Regions from separate parts of the Homo sapiens genome. Here region 2 is linked to region 1. The links are chromatin loops, found by intact Hi-C in ENCODE. Cell type or tissue: ovary. All regions are shown on one strand. Each heading gives the region's core, and the rest is flanking DNA. Links, peaks and the distances in the headings are about the cores only. Region 1 holds the start of RTRAF (RNA transcription, translation and transport factor). Region 2 holds the start of PTGER2 (prostaglandin E receptor 2).

Region 1 (8,249 bases), core at 2,572-5,071:
CTGGTCTCGAACCCCTGACCTCAGGTGATCCACCCATCTTGGCTTCCCAAACTGCTTGGATTATAGGCATGAGCCACCGTGCCCAGCCTAGACAATTTTTTATATTCTCCAGATACCTTTCTACATGCAGAATTCTGTACTGTCTTGTACACATGAATAGACCATAAAATGTAATATAAACAAACATAAAATCCTAAAAATATATTTCAAAGTTTTAAGAAGTCCACTGAAAATTTTAAAAATATTTTCTAAGAGCAAAGGAAAAGAATACAGTAGTATTAATAGTAGTAGTATAGAGGCATTGGCAGTAATAAGCTTATCACACTTGCTATGCGCCAGGGACTTCTGTGAACAATTACTCATTAAAAACAAAGCCACACTTATGAGATAGGTATCATTGTTACCCTCACTTATTGATGAAAAAATTGAGACACGGAAAGGTTAATAACAATGATGTAATTTATACAATCCCTAATTTATAAAATCACTGATTCTAGGGAGAAAGTGCCTAATCACACTGCTCTCGCAAATGAAAAACTTAGCCTTTTTCAAGAAAAATATCTCACTCATCAAATATAACTGATGAAAATGTTTAATGTAAGAAATGACACTAAAAGCATTTTTATTCTAATCTGAGAATTCTTTTTTATGCAAAAGTGTTACTAAAACTAAATCAATGGGAAAATGATTCAAGGCACAAAAATATGATATACCAGAGATCATTTAAGGACTATTTCCCTAGCATACAACAAGGGATATCTGTTTACATTAAATATAAGCATAAACACGACAGTCTTGGTTTTCAAGCATCTCAATAATGTCTTTTTTTGAGACAAGGTGTCACTCTGTCGCCCAGGCTGGAGAACCTCAGCCTCCCAATTAGCTGACACTACAGACACAGGCCAGCACACCCAGATAACTTTCTATTTTCTTGTAGAGACAGGGTTTCATCATGTTGCCCAGGCTGCTGTCAGAACTCCTGAGCTCAAATGATCTGCCACCTCAGCCTCCCAAAGTGCTGGCATTATAGGTGTTAGCCATCACACCTAGCCAATGTCTTCTTTTAATATAAGAAATAGTACTGTGTTTAACAAAAATTCTGATTTGGGCCATAAAGGGAAAGCGAAATATTTACATCATTATTTATTTAAGAAACTTCATGTTTCTAGAGAAAACTATTTCTACCTAATACTGAAAGCTTGGTAGGAAGACATAAAATAATTTGCTCTAAAAGCAAAAGACACATCTAAGAAAAAAGCAAAATCCCTGAAATCCAGCTTTCCTAACACTGATCATTATCATTTTTTTCTTAAAAGAAGAAAGTAATTTTAAGCTCATCTTCATGATTTTTCAGACAAACTCTCTGTATTTTTACTTTACTTCCTAATTCATTACCTTTTCAAAGAACTTGGGCCAGTCGCTGCTGTGGATGTTTCTTAAATTCCCTCTGTCTTCAATCTTGTAGTGCCTGATTTTCTGGTCTTCAAGCCAAACGATGAAGTTTCTAAATTCTGTTTCATCTGCAATAAAAAATATCACATAAATAACTAGAAGCACTACATAAAATACCTCCTTCTCAGGTATATGTTCAGATATATGTTCTTGTGGAATTTTCTTAACTTCAAAATACTAAATTAATTGAACCAAAAGAGGGAGTTGAAAGTACAGATTCTGGAGTTGAAAGTACAGATTAACAATGATCTGTTCAAATCCTGGGTCCAGATACTTACTGGTTGTGTGAACTTGGGATAATCACCCACATTTTCTGTGCCTCAGACTCTTCAGCTACAAAATGAGGGTGCTAATAGAACTTACCTCATAGAGTTATGAAGATTAAAAGAAGTTGTTTTATTTAAGAAGTTTCTTAAATAAAATAAATACGGATAAAAACAGTGCCTGGCACATAGTTTTGCTATTTAAGTGTTACATATTAATATTCCAGTTCCTTTGCGGACAGAAAGGGGAAGGAGGGCAAGGTTAAATTTATAGCAAAGTAATAAAGTAAAATATACAACAAAATAATAAGTAAAAGAAATTAAATGACAAAAAAGACACTGTGACAACTGTTGTCATGGAATGTTAACTGCACATTAAGTGCATAATTGTTTCGTTTAATCCTCCCCATACCTCTTTTGAGGTAGGTAATATCCCATTTTACAGATAAGAACATTGAGACTCAAAGATTCCAATCCAGAACAAGGCTCTATTGTCACTGATACTTTTTTGTTAAAGTAGAAAAACAATAGATTATAATTTGATATGCTTCTACAGGCGATCAACAAAACACTGTCATCCTGCTTAGAAATTATTTTCAATTTGTGAGTCAAATTCAAGCTTCCATTATAAGGTCTTGAGAATTACACAGTGGTCTGAGTATCACAAGTTATACTTGATCACTTTCAAACTTACCAGTCTATCACAGGCCACAACTATACAAAGGAAACGAGTAGTGGTGGGTAGCAGTTTAGTTACAGTGAGTAGCAACGTTATTACTTTTTAAAATTCTAATGCTGTAAAATCCCAAATACCTTTGTATTCACAATTCAACCTTCCCACTCATCTGCTATTAACTTTTTTGCAACACCACATAACACAACTAGCCCGTTACTACACGCGCTTACCCTCCCACTGTGATCGGTCCTGATTTCATTGTGTACTGTCTCAAACTGCTCAGTGGGTTCTGATTGCTTCCACCCCTCGTCCCTTTAGCTCCTGGCAGGCAGTGAACTAGTCTTCAAGTTACTCAGCACCTTCCTCAGAATCCAGCACCGCGCTGGCCCATAATTAGCAGGTGCTCAAGGTATCGCCTAATTACCCAGGGAACCATGGAGTTGAATAGTGAGTGAGAAAGACGAATGCTCTCCCTTTTATGTACAGAGAAGGTAGTTACGTGATGCTTGGAGTTAAGCAAGTGCAGAAAGTAACATGCCGAGACAGGAGTAGGTGAGAGGGCTTTAAAGGCGGGAAGGGGCGGCGAAGAGCCGAGGTACGTGGCGACCCAGAGGAGAGGGGCCCGGAGGCTGCCGGCGGAAACCAGGCCGCCGAGGGTCCCGACGGGGAGGTGGGGTGCGGGCACTGAGGCTGGGACCTCCGCCCAGGTCAGGGACACGCGGCCGGGCTGAGGCCGCCGCCTCACCTTTGCAGTTGAAGCCGGCGGGGTTGTGGTAGTCGAGAGCCGTCAACTTGCGTCGGAACATGGTCCCCGCTTCTCGCTCTGGTCCCCCGGGCCTCGGCCGGGAGAGAAGAAGCGAGGTGGAGCGGGAGGCGCAGGCACCGGCGACGCGGCGAGAGGGCGGGCAGGCGCTGAGTCGCTCCGAAATGACGGCGGCCTTCGCCAATCGTGGCTTAAAAGCGGTGGCCGCCGGCAAATGCCCACCAATCGCGGCTCCGGCTGGGGAGGCGGGGCCACGTCGGCGCACGTCGACGCTCAAATAAACTTTATTGTCAGCTTCCTGGTTGTACAATAGGCAGAAAACCACCGGGAAGCCACTTTCCTTTCTTTCTTGCTATAGCATGCAGAGAATAGTATATGTAGGCTTTTGGTATTCGCTGTACCTCCCGTTGGATTACAGAATTACTGTTTAGTGTTTTGAGTGCATTCATTCATTTTATTACTCCTCCTACATAACAGGTGCTCTTCTAACACTGGTAATACAAAGACTACAAAGCAAGGTCCCTATAGTAAGATGCTTTCAGACTAATTGGGAGTGATCCACAGGTAAACATACAATTGTTAATACGATGCGATCGTTCCAGATATCCTCAGCCAGAGTGAAATCTGAAGCCGAGATCGTCCCTCACTCCCCCTCACCCTCGGTCACAGCATCCAGTAGGTCACCAATTCCTGCCATTCTGTCTCTCCTAACTCTCAAATCCCTCACCTCCTTTCGGACCCCACTGATACAGCCACAGATCAGATCCTCATCACTTTTGCTTACTCTAATTATCTGATTGATTTCTTAGGGCCAGTCCTGCGTTCTCCAAACCATTCCTCCATACAGCGATGAGAGAGATTTTTCTAAAGCAAAAACCTGTACATAACTTTCTCTGCTTATGTTTTAGTGGTTCCTGGTTACCCCCTAGAAATAATCAAAACTCCTTATTGTATTTAAGATCTTTCCTGATCCAGTCTCTACTTGCTTTTCAGACAGTGGAGAGAGAGCAGTGAACAAGACAGACCAGGCCCCTATTTTCATGGAGTTTAAAAGGCTAATGAGGGAAACAATAAACAGATAAGTATAAACTAAGGCTTGAAGATGGTGAGGCATTCACCATGCAGTCAAAAGGGTAACCTAGTTTGAGGGAAGAGGATGTATAAAGGCAAGAAATGAGCAACAGCATGGCCCAGAGGGACTAGAGCTTATAGGGGCTGGAGGGTGAGAGGGAATGACAGCTGATAAGACTATAGACAAAGGCAGGGCTCTGATAAGGAAAAGCCTCTCATGGCAAGCTAAGGGGAGCTATTGAAATTCTTGGGGGTAAGCCAACTATGTACGTTTCATTTCATTTCATTAATTAAGATTTTAATTAAACACTTAGGATCTGAGGAGCATACAAATGAGTAAACTACAGTCTCTATTTTCAGGAAGTTTAAGTATAATGACAAATATAGATGTGTAAATAAATACTTATAATCTGGAGTTAGAAAGAGTAAGTGAATTACAAGAAATATAAAATGTACTACAAAGAAGTACAGGCCAGGTGCAGAAGCTCATGCCTGTAGTCCCAGCACTTTGGGAGGCTGAGGTGGGAGGATAGTTCAAGCCCAGGAGTTTGAGACCAGCCTAGGCAACATAGTGAGACTTTGTCTCTATTAAAACTAAAAAAAAAAAAAAAAGAAGAAAGAAAAATTAGCCTGGCATGCTCGTGTGTGCCTGTGGACCCAGCTACTCAGGAGGCTGAGGTGGGAGGATCACTTGAGCCTGCAAGGTTGAGGCTGCAGTGAGCCATGATCACACCAACCTGTGCAACATGTAAGACCCCATCTCAAAAATAATAATAATAAAAAGAAGTACAGAGGCTAGAATACAGCTTTAGTTTTAAGGGGGCACTGTAAGATAATCTGTATTTTTCAATTAAGGTGCTTATAGAGTGAATCAAGAAAATCAGTTCAAGAGTGTCTCATTTCCAACAAAATTTGATCAAAGATATGGCTATAATCTCATATTGTAGTGCATGCTAGTTGTATAATTAATGAAATACTAACCAAAAAATGAAAAAATGAACCAATCATGGAAGGGAAAATAATAAATACTTACATATAAATAATAAATTAAAAAGGGGGAAAAATACAATTGCAGACCATGAATTTCTTTAAAAAAATAAGGAAAAACATCTCTTACCATTTGTTTTCTGAAATTGACCTTTCAAGGCAAAAAATGAAGTTGTTTGCTCCTGGCCTAGTCTTTCCACTTCAGGGTCCCCATTGTCAGCAACTTAAGACTGTCCCTAGTCATCAGCCCCGGCCACCACCAGGAGTGGGGAGGTTGGAGGAAGATTCAGATGATGCAGAATGCTAAAGTGTCAGGGGATACTTGAGCAGGGGATAAAGCAAACTTTGGGAAAGAAGTATAAAATAAATATTAATCCATTTTTTATGTTAAAACCCAGTTATCTTTTTTTTTCTCTGAATTTGAAGGAGTTCTTTGACCTATTCTGAATGGAGTGTCCAACAGTAAGTGAATCTTACATAATTCCATTTCTGAAGACCAAGCCCTCTGTATACTTCAAGAAAAGGAAACCAACTTTTGTGTGTGTGTGTTTTCATAAGTACCCAGTGTTTAGCTCCCACTTATAAGTGAGAACCTGTGGTATTTGGTTGTCTGTTCCTGTGTTAATTTGCTTAGGATAACGGCCTCCAGCTGCATCCATATTGCTGCAAATTTGGACATAATATTTGTTCTTTTTATGGCTGCATAGTATTCCATGGGGTATATGTACCATATTTTCTTTATCCAGTCAGCCTCTGATGGGCATCTAGGTTGATTCCACGTCTTTGCTATTGTGAACAGTGCTGCAATGAACATGAGAATGCATGTGTCTTTTTGGTGGAAGGATCTGGAAATCAACTTTTATTATCAAATGACCTGAACTCCAATCTAATGGTTGATCATAGGTTTGACAGGCTATTAATTCATCTGTTGAATTGTTCAGTAAAGTGTTTAGAGTGTCAATTACATGCCAGGCAATCTTGTAGGCATTTTGGAGTCATCTGAGAGCTTAAACACAACAACCCTGACCTCAGGGAGCTTATCATTGGGCAAGGGAAGACAAACAGTACAATAATAAATAAATACATTATTTACTATTCAGAAGGTTCTAAGTACTATAGGAAAATTATAACAAGGTAAGGGGGGCAACAAATAGCGGTGGGGATATAATGGGTGTTGCAGTTTTAGACAAGATGGTCAGGTTGGGCCTCATTGAGACAGTGAAGTGTAAGGAAAGCCTAGAAGGAGGTAAGGAAGTTAGCCACACAAATATCTGGGGAAAGAGATTTCTAGATGGAGTACTCAAAAAAAAAAAAACCAAGATAAGAATGGTTTTTATATTTTTAAATGGTTGAAAAATCAAAAGAATAATAATATTTTATGACATGTGAAAGCTATATAAAATTCAAATTTCAGTGTACATAAATAAAGTTGTATTGGAACACAGCCATGCCCATTTGCTAACTGGCTGCTTTGGTGCTACAAGGGCAGAGTTGAATAAATGCAACATAGACCACATGACTCACAAAACCTAAAATATTTGCAAGGGCATATATGGTTGCAGAAATGTAGAGGTGGCCATTTCAACGGTATTGCCAGGGCAACACATTATCAAGAAAGGCAACCAGTCAGAGGTAAAAGTTGCTCTTTGAAGGACAGTTTCACAACTTGTAACAACTTTTAAAGTCTTGGCAGTTTTACTAGAAGCCTTTGTTCAAATTAGTCTTCCGAAAACAGTGAACAGAACAAGTTGGTAATAACCAGGAATAGCCACAAAAGTCTCTACAGTGCACAGAAAAACAGGTTTTATATTCTAATGAATGTTATCAATTGAACACCCCATGAAATCAGAATTTTTGGAACAAGTTGTATAATGCAGAAAGGTCTCTCTCCCTGGGGGAGCCTCCCGATGAGCAAACATCTCCTTTATCTCTTTCTGAGACTCTTTATGTTAAATATGAAAACTTGCTGCTTTTTAAGGTCAAGCTCTGGAATTTCATGATTTAGCATTAAAAGCAAAATGGCAGGGCAGTAGAACTCAATTTTATTGGTAGAAAACGAATAGGAATGAATAGGAATTTATGTAGTCATGCAAACAGCATAAAGCATTCACCTTCCACATCTAATACTGCAGAGGAAACACTTGCCGAACAGTGAAAACAACACAGAGGACAATACAGCCAAGAAGCACAGACAGGCCATTCCCAAAAATGTCTGGTAGGGGGCTAGATGCAACTTTCCTGAGATGTGATCCAATAAAATCTATTTTATACTTGAGCCAGATTTGGTTGGGGTTTTGTAACTTACAACTGAATAGTTCTAACATGAGGACAGATCCCAGAGAGAAAGGAAAGAAAGATCCACGGACTTGGTGGGACTAAACATAGGATGGGAAGGAGGTGGATGGCTTAAAGGAGGTTTCTAGAAGGTCACCTATCAGAGATGTGATAAGCAGTGAATTCTTGCATAGAAACAGGAGCACCGGTAGAAGGAAACCAGTCTGAGGAAGCTGAAGAATTAAGTTCTGCACCTGTTGAAATCGAAGTCCTGTAGATGTAGCCCATAATCACTACTGAAATGTCAGGAATGAATGTGAGTGAGTGGATGAGATGTCCATTGAGGAGCCATCAGCATAAAGTTGTAGATGGAAACTGTTACAGTAAGGTCCCTGAGGAGACGGGGAAAGAAAAGAGGACTGAAGACTTCATCCTAGGAAAACCCAGTATTCATATTTAAGGAGTAGGAGGAAGAGTCATGGAATATGGGAAAAGTGGTTGGAAGGACTAAGAGAACAAGGAATATACAGCGTCCTAAAACGTGGAGAGGAAGGGGTTTAGGGAGGCAGGGTTGGGGGCAGAGTAACAGGGATCAACATTTGGGTGATAGGATTATGTGGATTCTTCCCCCAAAAGTGACAGAAAAGCCACCTCTGAATGCTTGAAAGCCGGTAATGAATAAGGCAGAGGTTATGGTGTCATATGATATTGACCAGCATACAGTCAAATTTAGATCACCTACTTTACAGATCTCCCATGCATA
Region 2 (7,898 bases), core at 1-2,500, 320 kb before region 1:
AATGAGAAGCAGCAGCAGGGTGGCGTACAGCTGCAGGTAAGCGGTCCGCCCGTGCCGGATGAAGCACCAGGTCCCGGGGCAGTACTGGACGTACTGCCCATAGTCCAGCAGCGGCAGCGAGCAGAAGAGCAGGGAGACTGCATAGATGACAGGCAGCACGGCCAGGCCCCCGGAGCGCGAGACGCGGCGCTGGTAGAAGTAGGGGTGCCCGATCGAGAGGTAGCGCTCCAGGGCCATGGCGAAGAGCATGAGCATCGTGGCCAGGCTGAAGAAGGTCATGGCGAAAGCGAAGTAGGTGCACGCGCGGCTCTCGGGCGCCAGTGCCACCAGGGTCTGGTTCCGCGCGTACGAAGCCAGTACCACTGGGCTGATGAGGCAGGTCCCGAGCAGGTCGGTGAACACCAGCTCGGTCACCAGCACGTGGAACAAGGAGAGGGAGCTCCTGCGGCCGGCGCTGCACCCCACGTCCCCCCGCCAGCGGCGCGCCAGCAGCGCCAGTGCTATGAGGTTCCCCAGCACCCCGGCCGAGAACATGACGGAGCTGATGGCTGGGCTTTCGCCTGGGGGAAGCCACTGTCGCGTCTCGCAGTCCTCAGACTGGGAGTCATTGGAGGCATTGCCCATGGTGGGGTGCCTGGAAAAGAGATGCGCCCTCCTCTCCCGGCCTTTACCTGGGAGGAAGAGGGTCTGAGAGCCGGAGCGTTCCGAGACTCAGAGGAAAAAGGGGAGGGACCGAAATCCAGAGCCCCCTTCCCGCACCCAGCGCGCCGACGGCGGCTTGCCCTGGGTCTCCCGCCGCGCGCCGAGTGGCGGCTCGGCTGCTGCATCCGAGCGGCGCTCGAGGCTCCCGCGCCTACCCGCGCCGGCCAAGGCCGGGAGCCAGAGCCTAGGGGAGCCGTCGTCTCCGCCCCCGCACTGTCGGGGGGCGGGCCCAAGAGTGCTGGCCAGGCCTTGCAAGTGCGAGTGTCCGCGAGCTGCAGGGGAGGCAGGACGCGTCACACTCGCGGGGGCGTTCCGAGTCCCTGGGGCGCGCCGGCGGGGAGGGAGAGAAGGAGTCTGAGCACCCGCTGGGCGCGGCACTGGGCAGAGGCGCGCGTGTTGCCGGTGTACTGAAGCTGCCCGCGACCGGCGGGAGCGGCGTTTCTCGCTTCCTCGGGGTCCGGTACTCGAAGCGCACGGCAGTCTGACCTCGGCTGGGAAGCGTTAAGCCCCAGCAGAGGGCTGGGAGGGAGTGCAGGAGCACTTGCGGGGTCTGCGCAGAATACACAGAAGATCGGGGCAACGAGCAAAGCAAAGCAACTCACCAAACAATGAAGTTAGGAGAACCCAATCCCGTGAAATGAGCGGAACAAGGGAATAACAGTGCAAAGGCAGCTTGAAGTAAGACCAGAATGTTTTGCTTTGTTTTTACTATTCCCAGGAAGATACACTAAGAGGTTGGGACAAAAATTGGGATGAAGCGTAAAGCAAGTGTGTCCATCCAAGGAACCAAACCACACAATGCGCACCACCGAGCGGCCTGTTGCACTGCCGCTTTGATTCGGTTACTAGCATTTCACCGTTTCCTATGTCAACAGCATAACGGATAACCACTTGTTTAAGCAACCATTAAAAAAAGAGGAGTGTGTCTTATACAGAATTGTGTTTGTGGATACAACATGAAAACCATTGCACATCACTGTTCTGTCCTTAAGCTGAGCCTTGTAAGAAAATGTTGATATTTTGTTTAGCCGTTTATCTTTACATGTTGTTAACCACGTAGTATCCATCCAGAAAGACTTGTTCCTGGCAAAGTGTATTGGTAAGTGGCCAGTTTCAGACTGGAGCTGACAGTAATGGTTTCCTACCACATATTGTCATAATTGCAGAGTCGTGAAAATGGGCTGATATTTAACACAAAACAAAACAAAACAAAATCCAGTTTGGCAGACAACATAGGTAATTGTGTTCTGTAAGAAGTCACATTCACTTGGGGAAGGGAGGCCAACTGGGAAGTGAAGGGTCTGATCTGCCTAGGGAACTGGCAAGAAAGACAGTCATAACGTGGGAGGAAGCAAAGATTGCCTGCTGAAGAGCCTATCTTGCTACAGCCTGCTTACTCTCCATGAATATTTTTTGCCAACTTTGATGATTCTGGCCTGGGGATTGGAATGCGGAGTTGGGGGGGGTGGTTCCCACTAGAACAAGCATAATTTACTGGATCGCTTGCAAAGTTTACAGGCCGGTTTTCACATGTCAGCAGGCACTACTTCAATCCCTAAACTTCTCATGGCATGGATTCCTAGGAAAGAGGATCTTAACTCCTACAGTTTTTCTTTCAAGCTGTAAACTCTGCAGGTCAGTAACAACTTATTACCAATCTTTGCCATCCATCTCTGACTATTCCCCTACTCCAACATTCCCCCATCTCACCCCAAGCAATGGGGAAACATCAAACTTAAATCAGAAGTATTTCTTAATAGGAAAACACTATGATTTATAGCATAATTCTGCACTGCAGTTTTACTATTAAATAAGGGATTTTAGATTCACTGAATTTGCACAGTGCTTATTTTCCGAATATTTTTATACCTTTTTAATTTTCATAAGGCCCCTCACAACAAAAACCTACTATTTAACCTTTCCTATATATTTGTCTCTAGCTTTTCTTTGGATGGGTACCTGGTGGCAGGCCGGCCCCTGGTTTTTGTGAATACGAGAGCAAGAGTGCAGTTGAAGATCCTCCCCCAGGCCCCTGCCCCCTTGTCTTCCTAACCCCTGACTCAGTCTTGCACCACAAGGAGTCTTGCACAGAAATATGTGGAGAGTATAGTTCAATATGTGGACAGTATAGTTCAATATGTGGACACTATAGTTGTTGATAACCAAGCTCTCTCCCCAAAGCCACCTTGGTCCTGGGAATATGCATCTCAAACATGCAAATGACCCTTGATTGGATGGACCTAGGGAAGATGCCTGATCAAGCCCTGGAAGCGAGTTATGGGACCAACATTTGAGCAGGAAATTTCATGATCTCAGGTACCTGGAAGGTGGTCTAGAATGGAGGGGTAATGGGGTCTGGGTGAATAGTGCCCTGAGGGTGTCTCACCTGTGGTAAGGTATGTGACAAGAGGAAGACTAGAGTGGGCCCTATAAATCTTGGGAGGCCAGTATCCTATTAATTACTGTGCTGCTCAGCATTGCTTGTTCAAATTACTCCTTTTAATTGCTTCCAGCATTTGGACAGAATACATACATATGTGTGTGTGTGTGTGTGTGTGTGTGTGTGTGTGTGTTTGGTTTAGCAGTTTGCTGTGTTCCCTGTTGCTAGATTGCTGAGTAGGAGAGTTGATAAGTTTGCTGTCGCTACGTAGCAACTGGACCATCACGTTTGTTCCTTTAAGTGCAAGTCTAATCTTGCTTGTCAGTTACCCCCAGTTAATTTTGTGGTTTAAAAGCTACTTCTTCCCATTTCTAATTTTAGTGTCAGCATTTTGATACAGTTTCAGTTTACATAGAGCCTAGAGTTCCTTAACAGAAAACAGATTAACACCCTCAATTCTAGAATTGAGCCATAGAGCTTTGCTAATTGTTTAGTTCCTGTTTGTGGGGCCATTGTATGTGGGGAACACTATGTGATGGTTAATTTTATGTGTCGACTTGACTAGGCCATGGGATGCCCAGGTAGCTGGTTAAACATGATGGCGGGGTATGTCTGTGAAAGTGTTTCTGGAGGAGATTAGTGTTTGAGTTGATGGACTGAGTAAAGCACATGCCCTTCTCAGTGTTGGTGGGCTTCATGCAATCCATTAGGGCTTGAATAGACTAAAAAAGTAGGGGAAGGTGAAATTCACTCTCTGCCTCACTGCATGAGTGGGGACATTGATCTCCTGCCGCTGACACTTATGGTTTTCAGGCCTTCAGACCAGGACTGGAATCTACACCACTGGCTCTTCAGCTCCCAGACTTTCAAACTTTGTCACCAGCTTTACTGGGTCTCCAGCTTGTACATGACAGATTGTGGGACTTCTCAGCCTCCACAATTGCATGAGTTGATACTTTATAATAAATATCTTTATGTATATCCATCCTACTGGCTGTTTCTCTGGCAAACCCTGACTAATATACACTTCTTAAAGTCTAAAGTTCATAGTGTTCATTTATGTATCCATGAATTCAAAGGACTGTGGAAGGTGGGTTACTTCCTTTAGGTCATTCTTCAAGAGAAAGCAAAGATAAACATGAAGGAAAGGAGAATTGCTTGGGCAAAAAGCTAACATTAATTCTTGTTCATAGTTTTATTGATGTTACTTTCCTCGTTCAAAAGACGAGTTTAAATTTATATTTTATGATTCCTATGCATGCATAAATACATTTTTTTTTCAAATTGAGTCCTAAGAACACCATCTGTGTCCTGTGGTATTTGAGACAAGGTCTACACTTCACGGCAGGAAGCAGAAGCCACCAAGAAAAGAGACAGGGTTTATTGGAAGTACACAGTGATAGTTCACTGCCCACTGGGGGTCTATTTTTTTTCTTACTAAGAAGTTCAAAGGTTGTAGGCTGGTTGAACTTCCAGGAGCCAGGCTGCTTCTTCCTCTAGCCCTGTGATTCCTAGTAATGCTGGCTTTGTGTCTCCATGCTCTCCCCATGTAGCTAGCAGCTGCTGCCTGTATCAGTCAGGATTCAACCAGAGAAACAGAGCCACTACGAGTGATTAAGAAAACATGGAATTTATTATTAGGCACTAGGCCTCCCTTGACCAATATTGTAGCCATTAGCCACATCTGGCTATTTAAATTTAAATTAATTAACATTAAATAAGAGTAACAACTTAGCTCCTCTACAGCACTGGGCACATTTCAAATGCTCAATAGCCACGTGTGACTTGTGGGTATCATATTGGGCAGCTCAGGTGCCCAATAAAACACTTCCATCATCACAGAAAGTTCTACTGGACAGTGCTGCCCTAGACCTTGCAGGATGTGAGACCTGGTGGAGGAGTCCTGGCATGGCTGTTTGTTGTCTTCGGTTCTAGTGTTGAGTCTGAAGTCACTATAGGTCAGTCAGGATTTCAGTCAGGGCAGAAAGTTGGATGTGGATGATAGCAAGAACAGACTGGAATCTGTGAGAACAAACTGAAATTCATGAATGACTGAAGTCCTTTAGGACAGACCGGATCTGCCTGTGTCTCTCACTGTCTCCAGCCTCAATAATACAGGTGTCCTGCAAAACATGCTGGCACCCTTTACCGAGCTACAGATGCACTTGGCTTAGGACTTGAAGAAGCCATAGGAGGAGATCTGGTGGGAGCAGGAGGAACTGTGAGTCTTGCTGCCCCATGCCAGCAAGGTGAGGCAGCAGGTCAGCGACAATGCGTGAGAACTGCCAATGTTCCTCACGCCTTGTGTTGTCCTTCACAGCATAAAAACCATGGCTGCTGCTTGGTTGCTGCCTCCCAGATCTCATGCAATATTTCCCTTGTGGCCAATGCTAACCTGGAACTATGGGAGGATTCTGCGTAACAGATGCTGCTTAGCTGGACCAACACAATACGAAGCCAACTACTGTCCCACGGGTCTAGGCATCAAGTCTACATGGAAGCCAGGGGCAAAGGAGAGACAGTGCTGGTGAGCTTGCTCTCTCTTGTGCCTGTTTCTTCCATCAGGAAAGCAAAAGGCTTTCTAGAAGCATCCAGATAGACTTCCCTCTGTCTTTTTAGCCAGAATTTGGTCATATTGTCATCCCTTAACTCCAAAAAAGGCCTACAGAGGGGATGTTGGGTTTTTCCAGCCTCTTCTAGAATAGAAGCAGGGAAGGGAGAGGGGCTGGGAATGGCTATTGAGTTAGTCACCCAAAGATGCCTACTGCAGATCTGCATGGTGCATTCCCCATCACTCCCCTACTGATAGCTAGAGAAGAAGCTCAAGAACGCCTATTCCAAATCCTTCATTTGCATGTGAAGAAATGGAGGCATTGAAAGGTTAAGTGGCTTACTCAAGGACACACAGAGTTAGTGCAATATATCTGGGAGTATGGTAGCAAACCATCTTATTTATTCTCCAGGCCACTATATATTGCACATACTGTCCATTAAAAGCCAGAAAGAAGTACATGGCAAGATGCTCATCCTCAGCACTAGAACCAAATCACTCAGAAAAATTTGAGTCTTACTTTTTGTCTGATGGTAAAGATTGGTAAAGTTTGGAAAGATTACGCACACCCAGTATAATCAGACATAGAGAAATGGGTCCGTTGTTGGTGACAGTATGAGTGCAATATTTATATGCATAAGGATTTGCATAGAACAGCATCTATAAGGATGTTCAACAAAATATTAATAGTAATTAAGTAGTACTTTCTTCTTTATACCTGTCTGTTTTGGTTGATTTTTCTGTAAGTATGTATTACCTTTATATTAGAATGCAAGGAAGCTGATTTTTGATTAGAAAAAACATTATCATCATTGGAGGACATAGTCTTCCTACTTAGTAGAAGGCGGGGACTTAGATGTTAATGATTTAAATTCTCTTCCAGTTCTACTCTTTAATGAGTGGGCAGGTCATGCCAGCTGTTTGAAGCCAATCAAGAGGATTGGAGATACTATTCTTATGCTTTTCACAAGGGTTTTACAACTGTCATGCTTACTTGAAGATTGGAAACCATTACATATGATGTGTCGTTTCTATCAAAATAATACCTTCCTTCACCTCAAGCAACTACTTCGACATTAGATTATTGTCATCCCCGAATGTCATTGCTTAATCCAGTTCTGACACTAGCATTGCCAGGAAGTTCCTTTTTCCTAAAGGTGGTAACTAGTCCACCAAAATGTCAAAAAAAAAAAAAAAAGTAGTCAATAGAAACCGACTTCCAGATAGCCCAGATTTTGAATTTAATAAATATGTTCAAAGAATTAGAGAAATTGTCAATGGACAAGTAGGGAATCTCAGTAGAGAAATGGAAACTCTAAAAAGAACCCAACGGAAATTCCAGAATTAAAATTTACAGCAGGTTGGAATTGGCAGAAGAGTGAACTTGATGACTAGTCATTTCTTTCCATGTCCTCATTACTTCTGCATTCATGGGAGATATTCTCACTCTTTCCATACCGTGTAAGGCTTAGGGAACTATTGTTTTCTCCTGCTCACCCTGTTTATACCCAAGTGAGGCATAGGTTTTCTGTGATGTCAGATCCCTGAAACTTCTCTGAGATTTGGGAGTACAGGACCACTTTTTTAACAAATCTCTGTGTTAACATCTAAGCTCTTCTTCTTCTCTTGAGCTTTACCCTCTCTCCTTCACAGGCTGAGGAACTAGATGGGGGAGAAGTGGTGAAACTTTGCTATTCTTCATTTTCTGTCATCTGGGCCTCCTCTAAGCCTAGGCTTTTGAAAGTCAAGAATTGATACCTGTGTTCTTCAAGGTCTGTTATATTGTTCTTTCTCTGAGGGAGTAAGCAGAGAACACCCTAGCTGCTGCTAAAACTGAGGAAAGCTCTGGAGTATCAGGAAGTACTGGGCAAAAAGTACAGAGGTTGATATGTCAAATTATTATCCGGCTACATTTGCTTTCATGTAGGTGTGTATGTGTATCCAAGGTTCAGTGGAACTCACTACAACCTCACAGGATTGTTTGTGAAACAATTTGATAAAGTCTTTGCAAAACCCTGAGTCAATAAAAAGCACTTTGCAAATGGATGCAAGAGCACAACAGTTCTCTTGTCCTCAGTCAGGAAATATCAGACAGGTAAATCTACAATACTCCTTATTAGCGCCAGGAGTTAGATCAAACAAGTTACCACGCTCGTTTTAGGAAGGCAGATTACCTGTGACCCTAATTTCCTTTCTAAGATTGATAGAGGATAAAGAGTGCCATTTAATCATGAAAATTCTTTTTCTTAGGTTTGCTTTCAAGAA

What was found. Peaks named below come from ENCODE experiments on the same cell type or tissue, not always from the same donor. Only the 100,000 strongest peaks of a DNase experiment are listed, where the experiment ranks them.
Region 2: a loop joins it to region 1, with 6 times the contacts of the local background. A loop is called at or near these places in 2 of 110 quality-filtered maps.

What each region holds. Positions count from the first base shown.
Region 1 is chr14:51,984,588-51,992,836 of GRCh38, reverse strand. RTRAF (RNA transcription, translation and transport factor) reads right to left here and starts at 3,291. Exons shown (of 8, transcript NM_016039.3): 1 at 3,137-3,291; 2 at 1,396-1,520. The coding sequence starts at 3,197. It overlaps LOC105370497 (a long non-coding RNA gene), which reads left to right and starts at 2,253. Exons shown (of 3, transcript XR_007064166.1): 1 at 2,253-2,318; 2 at 4,148-5,674. RefSeq lists enhancers at 2,812-2,871, 3,212-3,506. In ovary, for the core only: a CTCF peak has its summit at 3,515; a DNase peak (open chromatin) is centred at 3,326; H3K4me3 peaks cover 1,793 bases; H3K27ac peaks cover 1,389 bases.
Region 2 is chr14:52,307,275-52,315,172 of GRCh38, reverse strand. It overlaps PTGER2 (prostaglandin E receptor 2), which reads right to left and starts at 861. Exons shown (of 2, transcript NM_000956.4): 1 at 1-861. The coding sequence starts at 624. RefSeq lists enhancers at 1-106, 127-276, 511-1,070, 1,071-1,631 and a silencer at 797-906. In ovary, for the core only: no CTCF peak of the experiment used is centred there; DNase peaks (open chromatin) are centred at 392, 1,002 and 2,032; H3K4me3 peaks cover 2,170 bases; H3K27ac peaks cover 1,784 bases.